2 separate regions of the Homo sapiens genome follow, and region 1 is linked to region 2. The links are chromatin loops, found by intact Hi-C in ENCODE. Cell type or tissue: MCF 10A. All regions are shown on one strand. Region 1 overlaps USP24 (ubiquitin specific peptidase 24). Region 2 has its middle 53 kb from the start of MIR4422.

The links. Hi-C counts contacts between places; a loop is a spot of excess contacts. Peaks named below come from ENCODE experiments on the same cell type or tissue, not always from the same donor. Only the 100,000 strongest peaks of a DNase experiment are listed, where the experiment ranks them.
Region 1: a loop joins it to region 2, with 24 times the contacts of the local background. A loop is called at or near these places in 16 of 110 quality-filtered maps.

The regions. Positions count from the first base shown.
Region 1 is chr1:55,068,829-55,073,828 of GRCh38, forward strand. USP24 (ubiquitin specific peptidase 24) reads right to left here. Exons shown (of 68, transcript NM_015306.3): 64 at 5,000; 65 at 3,958-4,033; 66 at 3,489-3,575; 67 at 2,986-3,096; 68 at 1-279. The coding sequence ends at 217. Among named protein-coding and RNA genes, the nearest start is that of PCSK9, 32 kb to the left of the region's middle. In MCF 10A, no CTCF peak of the experiment used is centred here; a DNase peak (open chromatin) is centred at 2,843.
Region 2 is chr1:55,275,770-55,280,769 of GRCh38, forward strand. No RefSeq gene overlaps it. Among named protein-coding and RNA genes, the nearest start is that of MIR4422, 53 kb to the left of the region's middle. RefSeq lists a silencer at 1,875-2,024. In MCF 10A, a CTCF peak has its summit at 1,947 (motif pointing left); a DNase peak (open chromatin) is centred at 1,932.

The DNA of each region.
Region 1 (5,000 bases), 210 kb before region 2:
TGATCCACATGCCGGAGTTCTCCCACTGCCAAACAGCTCCCAAACCTTCTAGTGGCTTAAAAATGCTTTCCTTGAGAAATACACGATCCGCCCAAGTCACAGCAGCTTTCCCAGTCCAATCTCCAGGCTCTTCCAAAGGGTTCGAGATTCTGATTCCAAGAAGGTGCTGAGCATCCAGTATTGTGTCTTGACTCCTCTCAGGCTGGGCATGTTCCTCTAGGGATCAACATCATCAAGGTCACTTCTCAACTCACCAATCATCATGGGAGATTCTGAACCCTGCAGAAAAGAAAAGGAAGTTAAAGTTCATACGGTTAGAGAAAAGGTTTTCTATGCTGACTTGTGTTCTGCAATTTAAACATGTCTTCATCTGGCAACTTAATGCAATGTTTATCAAAGGGTAATAAAATGTGATAACTATTACATCTAATATTTGACAATTCATGATTATGTAAAACATGTACATTTCTATGATCTCATTTAGTCAGTGAAACAACCCAGCGACTTGTCTAAAGTCACAATGCTACTCTGCACCCATGTGAGAACGCAGAGCAGTGATAAAGCTGGGAGAGGCATTGATGGCCATTGTGCCCGCTTCACGTTGGGCACTGTGTGAGCCTCCCTGCCCTGCACCTGCCAAATATGGGCTCTGGGTCACTCCTGGGTCTGAAGGCTACCTCTGTTACCATCTGTGTGGCCTTTGGCTTACACACTTGGCGAATCGTTCTGAATACTCACCGTGTGCCATGGGGCTGATCTAGTTGGAGCTGGGGTGGGGAGGAGCAAGGACAGTCTCTCTAAAGTGACAACCTAAGCTGAGTGAGAGTTGGGGGTGAGTAGGGGGGCCCTGAGGTGGAAGGAAGAGAGTACATTTGATAAATAAAATTCAGAAAATGGGCCAGGCACAGTCGCTTATGCCTGTAATCCCAGCTACTTGGGAGGCTGAGGCAAGGAGAATCGCTGGAACCTGGGAGAAGGAGGTAGCAGTGAGGTGAGATTGCACCACTGCACTCCAGCCTGGGTGACAGAGCAACACTCCATCTCAAAAAAAAAAAAAAAAAAAAAAAAAAAATCAGAAAATGGGGGTGGGGAGGTGCGCAGGTGCTAGATCAAGCAGGACTGTGTTGAGGATTCTGGCTTTTCTCCTCATACAAAGCCTTTGAAAGGTTTTAGTGCATGAACCAGAGAGAAGCAGGGGTGGAGGTGAGGGGATCCTTACAGATGTAGGCAGAGAGGGGCTGATGACAGGTGGAGGAGAGGGACGAGCACCCTTTCAAAGGGAGCTGTCCGGGATGACATGGGGGTGCTGTGTGTGAGATAAGGAACACTGACGGAGGGCCAGCTTTGGTGGGCGCAGGGAGGAGGGGCTGGGCACATCGAGTCTGAGGTCTTTAAGGTATGCCAAGTGGAGAACGTCAAGAACAAGAGAGCTGGATGTTCATGTTCAGAAATCCAAGGTGGGTGCGGAGAGAATATGGAGTGAGGGCAGGAGGATACAGGTTAGAGACTCCACAAACCTTTACTGGTGGTCCAGAAGAGGCAGTACTAGGAAGGAGACAGAGAAGGAACAGCCAGAAGGGTTTGAGGAAAACTACGAGAGAGAAGTGTCAGGAAAGCCCTGGAATAGTGTTTCAAACGGGAAGAGCGCCAGGAGCGCTAGATGCTGCCGAGCAGTCGGCTAAGATGAGGCCTGAAAGCTGCAGGCCACCTGTCACCCCAACTGCTGAGTTGGAGAGAAGAGGGAGTTAGCAGGGAAGAGGCTGAAGAGCGAGTGAGAGATAAGAAAATGGGGAAAGTTAAGTTTAGAGAATTAGTCGAAGTTTGGCTGCAAAGAAGAGAAAAGAAGGCAGGGGCAACAGGGAGAAGAGAGGCTTTGACAGGGCAGAAGAGAGGCTTTGACAGGGCAGAAGAGAAACCAGTGTGCTGAGACGTCGCTGGGAAGGGTCTGGCAGGGTGGAGCGTTCTGGATATTGAAGAGTTACATACACATTAGAACGCAAAGCTCTGCCAAGGTGGGCGGGGATGAGCGCTAGGGGCTTTGGGTGGACAGAGGCAAACTTCCCACTGTCACAGGAGAGGAGACAAGAACAGTGCAGATGCTTGGGAATTAGTGGCCGCAGGAGCTCTCCTGTGACAGCTTTTATTTTCTCTGCAAATGAAGTAGGTGATGAGGTAATGTGTGGAGTGACCTTGGGCTAAGTCACATCACTGTGCTGGGCTGCAGTTACCTTTCTGTAAAATCAGGGTGACAGCTGCCTCACATAGTGCTTATGAGGATCCGAAAGATAACACTTAAAAAAAAATGACACCTACTACATCAGTAACATTCATTTAATGGGGCCTATTCTGTACCAAGTACTGTGAAGGGACCACAGAGGAGACTGCTGTTAAGGAAAGTTACAGACTATTGGAAAGACGTAATGATTAACTGACACTTAGTTCAGTGTTTGCACACAGTGGGTGTTCAATACATATTTATTTTCTTTTTCTACTATAATGATTGGTATTAAAGCTGTTTTTTTTTCTTTTTTTAAAAATACATGTCAAAATTTTCTTGGACTCCCCTGGCAAGCAGGTATACTTCAAGAGCACGGGAGCTTTTCTTTCAAGAGTCCACATTTCCAGGAAGGCTGGTGAGAGCAAACGAGGGACTTTCAGTAACCTGGCAAGGCAGAATAAAGTGAACAAGCTGGAACGAATCCCCCTGTGCCCTGGCTTCATCGGGACTACCTGCAGGCTGATCAGGGTGGCCAGCCACAAACACCTCGAGGCCTTCCATTCACTTCACACTGCAGCACTACTCAGCCCTGTAAACACACGGTTAGTGCATATGCTGAGCTGAGATCACTAGAGGGCAGCGCTGGTAACTCTTTGGACTCACATTCCAGAGGAAGCATCTTGTTTTCCCTCAGCTGTGGAAATTCTTTTTGGAAAGCTTAAGAGCAAGGCTGCCCTTTGCACACAAGGACATGCTGACCGTTATACCTGCTGTAGATGCCTGTCTCCGTTCTCATTGGCAGGACTACTCTCCGACCCATTACTGCTTCCTGATTGCTCTTTTTCATTCAACAAAGCTGTGGCATACGCTAACGTGTCCTGCAGAAGATTCAAACACAAGACGACAAAGTTAGGGCCCATTCAGTGGCAGCAGCAACCGCCAGGGAAGACTACCTTTCATCTGACCTTCAGTGGGACCGGAGGCCTGAGAGTGAGGCCTTCATCACAGTCACCAGAACCCCCTCAACCCCTGTCCCTTTTTGTGACCAGACTGCCCAACCTGTATGACTTTCCTTCTAGACAAATAATCTGCACAAATTTGTGTAAGTGTACACCAATCTGTTTTCTTTTCATAGAAATCCAATTGTTTCTTCTGCTTGTTCTCATCTTCAACTCATACCTCTCTTCTCAGAGGTTGCAGTTTCTGAGAAACACACTGAAAATCCTCCATAAGTGATTTAGACCACGCAAAAACAAGAGACAACTCTCACCTGAGCTGAAATGGTTCGCTGAAAGGTTTTTCCAGTTGATGTTTCATTAGAGACATTACTCTGTGGTGTCCAGTAATGTTCTGACATCTGAGATGAAAGGTCAAAAATGCCATCAGAGGTGACAAATAAGCCCCCATGGGTTCACAGTTTCTACCATTAGATATTGAGTCTTAAAAGCATCCCAAGTAGGGTACAAGTCTACCCAGACCTTCCATCACATAAAGCGATTCAAGACCTCAGTCAAGTATTGCTTCTTATATCATCATCCCTACCTTTTCCCCTATGAAGTTAAGACATATGTATTAGGACAAATTTAATGCACACAAGATATAAACTGTAGCAAAGAAATGTTTGAAATCTGAAAACACTTTAAGGTCAGTCTCCATATTCAGTTCTAGAGATTTTTCCTGACAAGATGTGCTATTATTGATTCCTATGTTACAGCTAGAAAAATTCAATGTTCAGTTACCTTCTTCTGTAGCCACTGCACAGCCCAGCTCCAGTGGTGGGAATTCTCCTTGAAGTACTCCTTAGCTGCAGGACACCTGATGACCGAGGAGATTTTTATTAGCCAAATTCTTTCTTTGCTTGTTCCTAGTGCTTCATTTTGAAACGTAAATGCTAGTTTCATTAAAATTCAGTTGTCTTTATATTTGTGATTCTACTTAAATGGGGTTCCTAGAGTAGTCAAATTCATGGAGACAGAAATTACAATTGCTTCCCCCAGGGGCTGGGGGAAGGGAGGAATAGGGAGTCAGTCTTCAATAGGTCCAGAGTTTCAGTTTCAGAAGATGAAAAGAGTTCTGGAGATGGATGGTGGTGATGGTTGCACATCAGTGTGAATGTACTTAAAGTCACTGAACTATACACTTAAAAATGGTTCAAATAGTAAATTTTATGTTATGTACATTTCACCACAATTAAAAAAAAAAGAACCTTCATTTTGCAGTCAATCAGCCTGTGTTCAAGTTTTCACTCTATGACTCTAGGCATGTCACTTAAACTACCCATGATATATGACTCACAACTGTACTAACCTCATGAAGTTGTTACAAAGATGAAATAAGATAATACAGGCAAGGTTCTTGACACGGTGCCTGGGTTCACAAGTGCTCAGGAGCTACAGGTGACATGATTTGAAAGGCTATTCTGAGGTTAGGGACCTAGAGCCTGAAGAGCTGGTAGCTGGGTTACATTAATGAGAAACCTTGAGTGAAAGCTCATGAACTCTTGCTCTTAAAGCCTCCATATCTGCCCTGATTCCTGCCTTTCTGACATAAGGCCTGATGGGTGAGCTTTTCTGGGATTCTATAAAGATCTGTCACTCTTTTAATACTTCCCCTCATATTTTTTTGAGATCATGCAAATAGGTTTCTGTACCTTCCAAGCAAGCAGGCCCTGACTGAGTCAGATTCTCCAGGTATCAAAACCGGGCACATGTTCCCCTTCTGCTCATATGTGACTTGTAATTAAAACACCATTTCCTCCCTGCATTTTAATTCAATACTTACT
Region 2 (5,000 bases):
GATAGAAAGTGTATTTCTGACTGTGGATTGTGGTAAAAAAAAAAATCAAAAGAAATTTGTCTGGATCATTGTTTCTCCAACTATATAGTAAATCACCAGACTAGAGATTGACAAAACACTTTACCATATTAAAGTCCCCGAAAATTCCCACAGCAAAGAGAATCTGTTGAACTTTGCTGATACCCCTACTTCCCCCCCAAATGCTAATATTACTATGTCATGGAACTAATATTTCATAGAACACAGTCCTGGAAGGAATTTGAAAAATTCTCTGGAATTTCCACAGGAGTTTTTAGCCACAGGGTAAGAGGGAGTCTGTTTCAACAAGTGAAGAGTTACTAAATCTGTTATATTGTTGGTTGCCATGTAAGTTTTTTTTTTAAGTCCTCCTGCTAAAAAATGTTTGAAACCTACACGTCTCATCCAGCTCTGTCATGTTATGATGGGGGAAGTGACTGGGCCAAGGTTATCCAGTGAGGTCATGGAGAACTGAGACTCAATTTTGCTGAGTTCTCAACTGTAAACCCCTGACTCCACCTCCAGGATCAGATAAATGCCCTGATGGAGGGAGGTTAGGGGCAAGATAATGTATATGAAATATATATATGAAACTTCTTTGAACAGGCAGAAATTGTATAATAAATCTAAAGAACATATATCTTTTTTCTAAGCCTCAGAAAGGAGATTCTGTAGTTCCAATCAGGAAGTTACCAACCCTATTGTATGGTAACTTAATGAAAACTTTTTCCTATTTTCCAATTCTAAAGAAAGTTGCTCATTGCTATATTAAAACAAATCCAAGAAGTAAGAATATTTAGGCATTACTCTTCTTCTAACTAAAGCCCTATTATTGTTTTCCCAGAAGAGACTTTGCCTATATTGCATTCAAACCAGCAAAAAAATGTCTATTCCTCATCCACAGAGGAATAGAAGTGAAAGTCGTTTTACACGCAATACTGTCTGTATCTAGCAATGCTCATTCAACTTTTGTTGAATGGACAAACGCTTGAACAGTGATTGCGTGTGTCACCGAAGCACTCTCTGTCCTTGGTCAGCCTGTTCAGTGCCTCAGGAGCAGATCTCTAGGGACTCTCAATGGCTGCCTTGCCTTTTGGCTTCTGGTTGAGTTTGGCCCAGGGAGCACTGGCAGGGACTCAGAGAGTGGGGAAGAGTGGGTTTGCGTATTAATTCCCCTGGCTGCTTCCCTCTACTGAAGATCACAGCTCCTGCCAGGTGGTGGGAAGCCACCCAGCCCGCCTTGTCCCTAGATTCCCATAACCACTCCCTTTGGCCTGGGGGTCACTGCCCCCACAGATACTGATTTAAGGTTTCTCTACATCCTGACTATACATTTGCAATTCCTTTGTTAACTCTCCCCAAGGTACCCCATTTGAGTAGGACCTTGACTGTTTGCTGGGGCCTTGACTTATACTCTGTTTTGTATTCATTTTCTCTTAATATTGCGTAATTTATTGCCTCCCCCTCTCCTGCCCCATTTAGTGTCTTGACACTTGCTAAGGTATAGAAGACTCATATTTCTCTCTTTTCTCTCCCTTTTGTTGAGAGGCAACCATGGAGATAGCAGGACTTCTTAACCCTGGGGTGCTTTAAAAAACTGAGGCCTGGGCCCCACCTGGAGATTCTGACTCACTGGGTCTGGGTGGGCCCCAGCATGTCTGTTAACAGCAACTCCCCAGGGAACAACTGATGAAGGGAGGGAGGCCTAGCTCTGCAATTTGTCTCTGTGAGACCATAGGCGAGTCCTTCTCCCTGGGCCTCCGTGCTCCACGTGTTGTGTGTGTGCGTGTGTGTGCGCCTGTGTGTGTGAGCATGTGTGTGTGAGATGATCTTCGCTCTCTGACTCTGGATCTTATATCGCAGTCCCTAATTCTGATCCCAGCGGCTGAGGCCAGGGTGAGAACTTGGGTTCTGACTGCATGCACCACTGCCCTCTTGTGGACATGCGCACAACTGTGACGGTGGCTGATGCGTTCTCCCGTCACCAATGTTAGGAATCAATAGTGCTTCAAGGGGTGATTTAGTCAAGCATAGCAAAGGCTGCGATTAATCACTCCCTGAAGATAGCCATCTCCTTTTTTTAACAGACTTTAGTGAAGACTTCATCCTGCGCATTCTTATTTTAAAAGTTGATTAATTTTTTTAGAATTAGCTTCCTATAGTAAGGGGATGGGGTGGAGTAATTGCTTTGTAGAATAACCATGATTAAAAATAAGGTGGAACATTCAGGAAAAAGTCAAAAAGACCATCAAGTAGTCCCTGGGAGAGAGCCGCATAGCAGAGTGGCTGGGAGTCCCAGGGATGAGGGAGCAAAGGTTCTGCAGCTGAGCTGCTCAGAATGTTTCCTCCCCTGCTCGCAGATACCCCTCCTGAACCTCTTCTAACCCACCACCCCTTGGAAATTTCCTCCTCTGGTGTCAGCCTCCTCTTGCCCCATCTTCTCTCAGTTCCTTTCTTCGAGCCCCTTCCTGGCCTCTGTGTTCTACCACACACATGCTCTTCTGTTTCCTTTTGTTCAACAGATTTCACTGGCCCATTCGCAGAAAAAATGGTAACAACCTGTTAGCTGTTTTCATCAATTTATGTGATGTATTGTGCATTAATTACTAGTATTCTCTATGTCATATTATTATTATTAGAGATGATGGAAGAGGAAGGGCATTGTATATTAATTATCAGTATATTTCATATATATATATGTATGTACGTGTATTTGTTTGAGACAAGGTCTTGCTTTGTTGCCCAACTGGAGTGCAGCAGCACTGCAGCCTTGAGCTCCTGGCCTTGAACTCCTGGCCTCAAGTGATCCTCCCACCTTGGACTCCCAAAGTGCTAGGATTACAGGCGTGAGTCACCATGCCCAACTAGGACTATATAATAATTATTTTGGGGGAAAGATATAAGAAAAAGGATAAATGTGTTTCTAAAATTGGATATAATTTTGAACATTTAAATTTACCTGAAACAGTTTTTGTGTCATATTTGTACAATTTTTTTTTTCTTTTGAGACAGATTTTCGCTCTTGTTGCCCAGGCTGGGGTGCAAATGGCGCAATCTCGGCTCACTGCAACCTCTGCCTCCCAGGTTCAAGCAATTCTCCTGCCTCAGCCTCCCAAGTAGCTGGGATTACAGGCACGGGCCACCATGCTGGCTAATTTTTTTGTATTTAGTAGAGATGGGGTTTCACCATGTTGGTCGGCTTGTCTATAACTCCTGACCTCAGGTGATCCACCCCGCCTCGGCCTCCCAAAGTGCTGGGATTATAGGCATGAGCCACTGCGCCCGGCCTTGTACAACTTTTAACAGTGATTTTGGGTTCCCCATGATCTCTCCTGCCGCCTCTGTGCTGCCATCATATGGGTTAATATGAATCCATTCAATAGTGTTTTTTCTTGAGCACCTACTCTGTGCCAAGCAGTGTTCTAGGTTCTGAGGATACAGAAGGGAACAAAATTATCTTTTCTCTCATAAAGCTCAGATTCTGATGAGAGGTGAATGTATACATGATCTGAGGGGATGGTTCTTAATTTATTTGCTTTAACAGTTCCTTCTGGAACTTTGGAAATAGGAACAAGCCACCGAGTACCCTTTTTTTTTCATCATCTCCAACATGTGATCTCTTTCTGATCAATTTCTGCAACTACTTTGCCATTTACTGGCAACTTTTTTTTTTTTTGAGGCAGTTTTGCTCTTTTGCACAGGCTGGCGTGCAGTGGTGTGATCTCAGCTCACTGCAACCTCCTCCTCTCCAGTTCAAGCAATTCTCCTGCCTCAGCTTCCTGAATAGCTGGGATTACAGGTGCGCCACAGTGCCCTGCTATTTTTTTTTTTTTTTGCATTTTTAGTAGAGATAGGGTTTTGTCATGTTGGTCTCGAACTCCTGACCTCAGGTGATCCGCCTGCCTCTGCCTCCCGAAGTGCTGGGATTACAGGCATGAGCCACTGTGCCTGGCCTGTTTGTTGGCAACTTCTGATGGCTGAGTTCAATTAACAATTCATAATTGGGTAACTTTTCTAGTAAAGCTGTACTTTGTTCTATTGCACTTTGTCAATGTTGCATTTTTTACATACTGAAGGTTTGTGGCAACCCTGCATCTAGCAAGTCTATTGGCACCATTTTCCCAACAGCAAGTGCTCACTTTGTGTGTCTGTGCCACATTTTGGTAATTCTTGCAAAATTTTAAACTTCTTTATTATCATTATATCTGTTATTATGATGATCTGTGATCAGTGATCTTTGATGTTACTGTTGTAATTGTTTTGGGGTGTCATGAACGGTGCCCACATAAGACGATAAACTTAATAGATAAATATTGTGTGTATTCTCACTGCTCCACTGACTGTTTCCCCATCTCTCTCTCTCTCTCCTTGGGCCTCCCTATTCCCTGAGACTCAATGATATTAAAATTAGGCCAATTGATAACCCTACAATGGCCTCTTAGTGTTCAAGTGAAAGAAAGAGTTGTGCATCTCTAACTTTAAATCTAAAGCTAGAAATGATAAAGCTTAGTGAGGAAGGCATCACGAAAGCCAACACAGGCTGAAAGCTAGGCCTCTTGTGCCAGTTAGCCACATTATGAATGCAAAGGAAAATTTATTGAAGGAAATTAAAAGTTCTGTGCCAGTGAATACATGAGTGATAAGAAAGCAAAAAAAAAAAAAAAAAAAAAGATAAACTTATTGCTGATATGGAAAAAGTTTTAGTGGTTTCAATAGAAGATCAAACCAGCCACAATATTCCCTTAAGCCAAAGCTTAATCCAGAGCAAGACCCTAACTCTCTTCCATTCTATGGAAGCTGAGAGAGGCAAGAAAGCTGCAGAAGAAAAGTTCAAAGCTATCAGAGGTTGCTTCATGAGGCTTAAGGAAAGAAGTCGTCTCCATAACATCAAAGTCGAAGGTGAAGCAGCAAGTGCTGATGGAGAAGTTGCAGCAAGTTATCCAGAAGATCTAGCTAAGATAATTGATGAAAGTGGCTACATC